Regions from separate parts of the Mus musculus genome. Here region 1 is linked to region 2. Evidence: chromatin loops called from intact Hi-C (ENCODE). Cell type or tissue: heart. All regions are shown on one strand. Each heading gives the region's core, and the rest is flanking DNA. Links, peaks and the distances in the headings are about the cores only. Region 1 overlaps Mobp (myelin-associated oligodendrocytic basic protein). Region 2 holds the start of Slc25a38 (solute carrier family 25, member 38).

Evidence for each region. Hi-C counts contacts between places; a loop is a spot of excess contacts. Peaks named below come from ENCODE experiments on the same cell type or tissue, not always from the same donor. Only the 100,000 strongest peaks of a DNase experiment are listed, where the experiment ranks them.
Region 1: it touches region 2 in a loop (7-fold over the local background); 3 of 42 quality-filtered maps call a loop at or near these places.

The regions. Positions count from the first base shown.
Region 1 is chr9:120,169,208-120,173,596 of GRCm38, reverse strand. It overlaps Mobp (myelin-associated oligodendrocytic basic protein), which reads right to left. Exons shown (of 4, transcript NM_001039365.3): 4 at 4,219-4,389. Among named protein-coding and RNA genes, the nearest start is that of Mobp, 22 kb to the right of the region's middle. In heart, for the core only: a CTCF peak has its summit at 2,118 (motif pointing right); no DNase peak of the experiment used is centred there; H3K27me3 peaks cover 706 bases.
Region 2 is chr9:120,108,385-120,112,773 of GRCm38, reverse strand. Slc25a38 (solute carrier family 25, member 38) reads right to left here and starts at 2,392. Exons shown (of 7, transcript NM_144793.2): 1 at 2,202-2,392. The coding sequence starts at 2,330. In heart, for the core only: a CTCF peak has its summit at 2,476 (motif pointing left); DNase peaks (open chromatin) are centred at 1,953 and 2,313; H3K4me3 peaks cover 1,260 bases; H3K27ac peaks cover 1,197 bases.

The DNA of each region.
Region 1 (4,389 bases), core at 130-4,129, 61 kb before region 2:
TTTGCTGACCAGATGCAGGGAGGGAGGGGAGAGGAAGAAGGAGGAATGTGTGTGGATTAGCTCTGCAATCACCTTTGCCAAAGACCCTGAGGAAGCGTGCACCTGCCAGAGAGAAAGGGGCTCCAGATGAAACCAAAAGACCCGTTCCCTGAGCTCTGGAGCACAAGAGATCCTTCCAGGACTCCGTGGCTAGAGTACGACACGAAGAGCCCCCTTCTCACCTCCAGGAAGGCTGCCCTAAGGCTCCCACACCATGGGGACTGAGGGCATCTGTGGTTGTTACATCAGCAGGCGTCCACTCCTGCATCATACTTGAGGTCAGATAATTCGTCTGAGAGCAGATGGGTTGCGGGAAGCAGTGAGTCCACAGGCAGAGGCTGTCCATTCACAAGAAGTCCCTTCTCGGTCACTTCTTCCTTGGGGTTGACCTGCTCCTCCTCCTCAATCTGATTTATAGAGAGAAAAAGAAAGATTTATGAATTGGTAGGTGGTGTCCACTTCCTGCAGAGCACTTAGAACAACAGTGACTTCACGGGCATTTTAAAAAGATGTGTTTACTCTGTGTGTGTGTGTGTGTGTGTGTGTGTGTGTGTGTGTGTGTGTGTGTCTGTGTCTGTGTGTGTCTGTGTGTCTGTGTGTGTCTGTGTGTCTGTGTGTGTCTGTGTGTCTGTGTGTGTCTATGTGCACCATGTGCATGCAGTTCTCACAGGTTCCAGAAGAGGGCGCTAAAACTAAAGTTATAGAGTTGTAAGCCACCATGTAGGTGCTGGGAACTGAACTCAGGTCCTACAAGAGCAAGAAGGGCTTTTAACTGCTGAGCTCTGAGTGAACCACTTGAGATGATTTTTTTGTTTTGTTTTGTTTTTTTGTTTTGTTTTTTCTCCTTAGAAATCCAGCTTTCTCAACTCTTTTAATCTCTGGGCAAAACTGATATGTTGATTTCTTTTTTTCCTGAACTGAGCATAGGAAAGGAGATATATATATATATATATCCCTGTTTCCATGCATAATAATATTTGGTTTTCTGGCTACTGGTGGTAAGGGACCCAGAAGAACACAAAGCTAGCATAAGTATATCCTGCTCTTAGAACAGAAACAAAAACATTTTATTACTTGTGACAAGGACCTGAGGCTCTGCAGGTCACATGCCATCCACAGTCAGGCAGCAGAGAGGTAAGCGCTGGTGTTCAGCTCACTTTCTCTTGCTCTTTATTGTCAACTTGCCTGGATTTAGGGTCACCAAGGAAACACATCTCTGTGTTTGTGGACAAGTTCGCAGAAAGGTTTAAGTGAGCGGAGAAGACTCGGCTGGAATGTGAGGGACAACAGACCCTGGTCTCAGGGCCAGGGACTGAATAGGAAGGAGAAAGCTAGCTGAGCACCAGCGGTCACCTCTCTGCTGCCTGACTGCGGGTGCCATATCACCTGCCACCTCAGGTTCTTGCCACCACTCTTTGCTCACCATGGTGGCCTGTGTCCCTTCAAACTGTGAGTCAAAATGATCCTTCCAGGACTGGAGAGATGGCTCAGTGGTTAGGGACACCTACTGCTCTTCCAGAGGTCCTGAGTTCAATTCCCAACAGCCACATGGTGTCTCACAACCATCTGTAATAGAATCTGATTCCCTCGTCTGGTATGCATAAAAACAGAGCTCCTGTATACATTAAACAGAATGAGCCTTCCTAACGTGTTTGCCCAGATAGCCCGTCACATCAGTGAGAGCAGTGACTGATACCGCAGACTTAAATGCAACCGTGCGCACATCTGTATATATGAACTCTTATAAAATCCTGACCAGGTTGACATGTCTCTAATTTGTTAGGGAATGAACTACATTTAAAAAGATAAGCAATATTTAGTAAATGTATTACTAATAGGTGGGCCCAGACACGCACTGGTTACAAGTTTATCAAAAAGTGTGGACTCAAACCCGATGCTGAAGCCGTCCACCTTCTGCTGAGTCAGACTGTGAGGTAAATTGTTTGGTCCCATTCAGCCATCAACATCAGTCAAGCCCTGAGCTGAGTGTAAGCTAGAGAGATGGGTGTGAGATTGCCTGAGCCTTATTTACGCACAGTCCTGGGAGGAAGACAAACAGGTCTATAAATCCGTGCCCAGCAGAGGGCAGCACCTGCTCAGAAAGAAATGTGGGGTCAGCTAGCACAGTTTAGGGAGCAGAACTCCCTAAACTGAGGATAATGGCAACTCCTTAGATGCAAGAGAAGAAGGTTTGGCTTCCAGGAGATATCAAACACCATTGTCCTAACCAAACAGGAGGGTTGAAGGATGGAAGCCCACGAGGGTCAATCATCTGTAATCCACCCTGATCTCACTCTTTGAAAGTAGCTTTGAAAGTTTGAAGTTACAAAGATTTCCCACCTAGGAGATCGGAAGAAACGAACAGCCTAGGACTGTGTGAGGCTGGAGAAGCAAGCGCCCTAAATCCACTCACAGAAGATCACTGTGGGAGCGTAGGCTCCCTCCAAGAACAGGCTGGCTCGACCTGCACAGCAGAGTTGGATTTATCACATAAATTGAATCCAAGGACTCCAGTGCGTATTTCTCATGGAACACCAGGGTGATGTTCATCTAACATCTAACGGTTGGCAGTCGCTGCCATAGAGATGCTAGCAGCCACTGGAGCTTCTGTGAGTCTTCTAAAACACATCTGGGGCCATCCTCTAGCTTGACAATAAAGCCTGAAGACACTAAGCCATATCTCAAGACGTGCTTTTAGCAAGATAGCAATTCAAAACATACACACATAGGTAAACGGGTTGAAACAGAAAACGCACAACTGTCTGTACTGAAAGACATGAGTATGATGTCTAAAATCCCAGACTCCACCCACAAAAAGCTAGAGTAAGTTAAATCACCATAGATAAAATCAACGTACTAAAGTAAATTATCCTTTTGGTTTTACCAGTCATAGGAACAGTGGACATTGAAGTTGAGAAAAGGTACTTTTTAGTTACGTGGCCTCATTTCTCCGGGCTGTGGAGCTGATCTCTTACGGTAGCAGCTCCACAATCTTAGAATCCTGGCATCAAATCCCAAATCTTAAAGACACCGGAAGTAATAAACCCAGAGGGACATGCCATGACCACCTCCCATCAAAAGAGAGATGCTTCTGCCCTCCACTGGGATGCTGAAAACCAAGCCCATTCATTTCTAAGACAGATATTCTCCGGTCCAGGAAGAGGGCCTTTTCTAAGGAGTTATTATTGATCCAAAAAAAAGACCTTTGTCTGAACCGTTTGATTCGTCAACACACTACCTGAGGAACAGCGTCAGATCTGACTTCGGGCAGCTTCTGAAAACCTTTTTAACCCTTTCTAAATGTCTGACTAGCTGCCCTGATTAAACTGCTCCCATTAATGTGCCTCCTACGCCTCTGATTTGAAATAGTCAGATCAATAAACGAAATAAACGATGCAGTGGTAAAATATCTATTCTAGTATATTACCTTAGGACCTCTGAGATTCTGAGAAGGGAGCTTGTGTATTGGGTGGGACTCGGGGTGCATGAGAGGTGCAGGCTGGTAGGAAGCTGGTCCTACGTTCCCAGGGACATAGGGCACAGCCAGCGGAAACACCTTAGCTGATACCCAAAGAGTGACTGAGAGAACGTCCAGTTACAGCTTGAACCTAACCACCCAGAGGCATCGCTTAGCTTCCTATGAAGGACTGCCTCTTCTGTACAAAATGAATATCCTCAGCCCCCTCCATTTTCTGGGCACTTCTGTATGTCAGAAGTTAGCCAGCTGAGCCAGCTTTTTTACTCCAGTCCCTTGGAGGGACTTAGTGATCAGTCAGCCTGGATACACCTCTCTAAGGTACTGAGGTCTAGTGAGCAGCAGCCAGTTAGTTCCTTGGCTGGGTAAATCAATTGTTCTTGCATCTTTGCTGTCTGAAAGAACCATGCGTGAGATTCTCACGGGGGTTCTCTAAAGCTGCGCAGGGGCTGAGTGGCAGAGTGAAAAGGATGTGAACCAGTGCTCGCTGTGGACCCACTACACAGATCTACCTCCGAGGAGTAAAATGCTGCCTACTCTGTGTGCGGGGCAGGGAATAGAAGTTTCTATCTTTCCCTCAGTTTCTCTGTGGACCTAAAACTGAACCAAAAAATAAAGTCTATAAAGAAGAAGAGGGGGGGAGACAGAGGGGGGAAGGAGGGAGAGGAGGAGGAAGAGAAAGAAGAGGAAGTCACCACCAAGCATTGCAGTTCACACCTTTAATCCAAGCATTTGGGAATTTAAAGCAGTAAGATTTTTATAAGTTTGAAGTCAACCTTAGATACGGAGTAAGATCTGGGCTAGCCTGAACTACAGTGTGAGTCTCTGTCTCAAAAAGAAGAAAGGAAACTGGTCTACCCGAGGTAGAGCAGATG
Region 2 (4,389 bases), core at 307-4,306:
TAGGCAGTGCTTCGTCAGTGCCTCAAAGGCACTGGACCCATTTATCCTTCTGTTCTGGGAACTGAACCCAGGGCCTCATGCCTGCTGGGCAAGCTTGTTACACCAAGCTCTATTTGCAGCCCTGCACCCACTTTATCTTAAGGCTGGCTGTCGTCCTTCACCTCCTGATGGCAGAAATTGCTTTTTAAATGTCTTATCTTCACAGCACAGTGACTGAGAACATCACTGGCCCAATAATCATTGAATCGACAAGAAGAGCCAACAGTTTTTTGTTTGTTTTTGTTTTTGAGACGATAAGGTTTTTTTTGTTTTGTTTTGTTTTGTTTTAATTTTGGGGTGGGTTTTTTTGGGGTTTTTGGTTTTTTTGTTTTGTTTTTTTGTTTTTTGAGACAGGGTTTCTCTGTATAGCCCTGGCTGTCCTGGAACTCACTTTGTAGACCAGGCTGGCCTCGAACTCAGAAATCTGCCAGCCTCTGCCTCCTGAGTGCTGGGATTAAAGGCCTGTGCCACCATGCCCGGGGAGGCCGTGTTTTTCTACTGGCTTTGGCTCTGTAGACCAGGCTGGCCTTGTACTCAAGAGATTCACCGGTCTCTGAGTGCTGGAATTCTGGGATTAAAGGTACCACCACCACCTCTCAACATCAATTCTAATAAATCAAAATCTACAAAAAAAAAAAAAAAAAGCAGGTAGCCTGACCAGCGCTGTGACCTTTGTATGCTTACAGCATATCCTGTGAGAGTAGATTTTGTGGGTCTGTTGTGCTTGCTTTGACAGTCTCATGTCACATAGCCTGCCTCTTCATGAGCCACCATGCTGGGTCCTGAGCTTAGTTTTCTTTTTTTCTTTCTTTTTCTTTTTTTTTTTTTTAAGATTTATTTGTTATTATATGTAAGTACACTGTAGCTGTCTTCAGATGCACCAGAAGAGGGCGTCAGATCTCATTACGGATGGTTGTGAGCCACCACGTGGTTGCTGGGATTTGAACTCAGGACCTTCGGAAGAGCAGTCGGTGCTCTTATAGCCCTGGCTGTCCCAGAACTCACTTTGTAGAACAGGCTGGCCACCTCCCTCTGCCTCCCAAGTGCTGGGATTAAAGATGTGTGCCACCACCACCCAGCGAGCTTAGTTTTCTTATAGTGATGGAGACGAAGGTGCTTTCCTGAAAGGCCACACCTCCAACTTCAAGTTTCGATTTATTTTAGTAGCATACCTTATTATACACGACTTAAAGAAAGCTGAATATTCCAATTTTTTAAGTGTGAGAATAGATCAAAACAACCAGTAAGGGCTAGAGACTAGTCCAAAGTGTATTCTTCCAGAGGGACCATAAGGTTCCCAGCACCCATACAGAAAGGGGTGCTCACAGCTCCAGCTCCAGGAGATACCAACGTTCTCTTTTGGCCTTCTTCGGCATCTGCACTCTTGTGCACCTACCCCCAACACACATAGATAAAAATAAACACTAAAAGCACAATGAGCAAATCGTACTACGCAAAACACGATGGGAGTAAGCAGCATTTCAACAGCCAAATAGTACCACAATTTCTACCACCCCACAGCAAAAAGAAAAACAACAAAATGTCTACGTCCAACACACATCAAAAAGGGAAAGATGGCGGGCCAGAGAGAAAAAAAGTATGCAGTTTTGAAAGACATGGTCCTGGGAGCCACAGCGGTTATCTTTTAAAGACTTCCAAAAAGCTCCAGACATAGGGGAGCACACTCCTTTAGCACTTCGGAGCCAGCCTGGTTTAAATAGCGAGTTTCAGCCCTATCTGAAACACAGTGAGGCCCCGACTCAAAAAAACAAGAATTTTTAAAAGATATTCATCCCCCAAAGCCATGCATCCTCGCCCCACTGAGGCACATCCCAGCCCGGGCCCGCCCTGCACAGCCCCACCTCCGTTTATGGTTGGCAGCAAGAGACTCCGCCCCGCCCCGCCCCCGTCTCCACCAATGGCAGCCCGGCAGCGCAGCCAACCCGACGGAAGGGCGTGGCCTTGGTGAACCCCGAAAGCTAAGGCAGAAGCCTGCAGGGAAGCCGGTCAGGGAAGGTGTCCTGCGGCGGGCGGCTCGAGGTGCCCCGAGGCGCTCTCATCAGTTGCCGTTAGAATATTCTAGAACTAGAATGTTCTCGAAGCACTGTCCCCTGCCCCACAATGCCGCTCCCGTCCCGGTCCCCCTGCTCCCACGAACTCACCATGAGCGTCTCCACCGTGTCCTCTACATCCTGCGACTGCAGCAGCGCCGAGCGTGCCTTCTCGATCACTGGGGACGCGAGCCCGGCCCCGGCGACTGAGAGGCTCCGGGGCTCCGCGCTCACGCCCATCCCTCCCCGCCTGCCCGCCCGGCCTCAGGTCTCATTACCCGAGACAAGCGGCTCGATGTTTCCGGGGGAGGGGAAAGCAGAAGGAAAAAGGTGAGATCCCGCTTCCGGTGACATAGCGTATCCGGCGACGAGATCTCATCGCCACCTGGTGGCTGCACTTAAAACTGCAGGGTCCGTGATTCTCAGTTGCAGAGCCTTCTGCTCGGCGCTTTTTTTTTTTTAAATATTTTTCTTATTAAATATATTTATTTATTTATTTATTCTTAAAGCGCTTTTTGAAATGGGTGACTGGCTGAGTTTTAATTGTATTTAATTTATTTAAGAGCTGAAGGACCGCCGGGCAGTAGAGGCACACGCCTTTAATCCCAGCACTTGGGAGGCAGAGGCGGGCAGATTTCTGAGTTCAAGGCCAGCCTGGTCTACAGAGTTCCACGACAGCCAGGGCTATACAAAGAAACCCTGTCTCAAAAAGAAAAAGAAAAAGGAAAGGAAAGAAAAGAAAAGAAAAAGAACTGAAGCAGGATGAATGCCTTCTCTTTAGACACAAATTTTTAAAAATACAATTCACATTTCTTCTTTTTTGTTTTCTTTATTTTTATTTTTTCAAGACAGGGTTTCTCTGTATAGCCCTGGCTACCTGGAACTCACTAGCTACCCCTGTGTCTCTCTGTGTGGAGACCAGGCTGACCTTGAACTCGTAGAGCTCCACCTGCCTCTTTAATCCCAAGTGCTGGGATTAAAGGCGTGTATACCATGCCTGACTTATTTTTAGTTGTATGTGTGGGTATGTACGTGTGAATGTAGCTTCTTGCAGAGGCCAGAAGCTCACAGGCAGTCCTGAGCTGCCCTGTCTGGGTGCTGGAAACCAACCTCAGGTCCTCTACAAGTGCTCTAACCCAGGCTCTCAAGCCTTGTCTTTATGCTTTTTATATGTTTATTTTGTTCTGTTGTTTAGTTTTTCAAGACAAGGTTTTTCTTTTTTCTTGAGACAGGGTTTCTTTATATAGCCCTGGCTGTCCTGGAACTCACTCTGTAGACCAGGCTGGCCTTGAACTCAGAAATCCACCTACCTCTGCCTCCCAAATGCTAGGATTAAAGGTGTTTGTAGACGCCCGACTCGACAGCAAGAAGGACGCCACAACAGGATTCTTCTGCACACGTTTATTGGGAGAGCTTGATAGTGAAAGCAAAAGCGAAAGACCCCGAGCCCAAAAAACCAGTGCTGCTTATATAGGCCTAGGACAGGCATGTCTACACCCAATTGGTTATGCTTTCAGTACCTCATTTACATGCCTCGGGGCCAGGTCGTGACTCAGCAAAAAAACTCTACTGAACATGCACACATTGGTTGTTTACCCATATTCATGGGCGTCAGCTTATTGAAACCAGCGCCATCTTGTAATGGTGTTTATTGGCTTCCCACATCTCCCCCTTTTTTATTTAATAGAAAAAGGCCTAATCCGATGATCTAGTCTTGCACTTCCTCAGCACAAAACGATCAAGAAGGATTTAGAAGGGCAAATCATGATCACCCTACCTCGTGCAATGAGGAAACCTCAGCAGTGTGCAAGGGCTGATCAATGATCGTTGAGTCTCTCTCATCCCAGTGCAATGGATCCATAAATCCGTGGGGTGCAAGAGCAGAGGACTCAGAAGCCGACTAATTCTTGAGCATAGATAACCAAACTTCAGGGGAGGTGCCATTTTCAATGGCTAAAAGTGCTTGAGTTATAATCAATCACCTTGTCACATTTTTGTTGGGTTCTGAATTTGCAAGCCAACCAAAGCATGAATACCAGTCCACAGCATATGGCAGTGACCCGTCCAGCAGGTCCAGTTATTCGAGGGTCTCGAGGGGACCTCCTCCTAAGAACCAAATGGGGGGTAGAGAGAGACGAGGGTCTTGTACGAGTAACGACACGGAAACTGTTCTGAAGTTGTATCAAGACCCCAAAATGTATTAGCCAGGCCCAAGGTTTAAATACACAAGCAAAAGGGGAAGTGCCTTTCAGCAGGAGGAATGGGGCAGAGGAAATGCACCTCAGCAGGAGGGATGGGG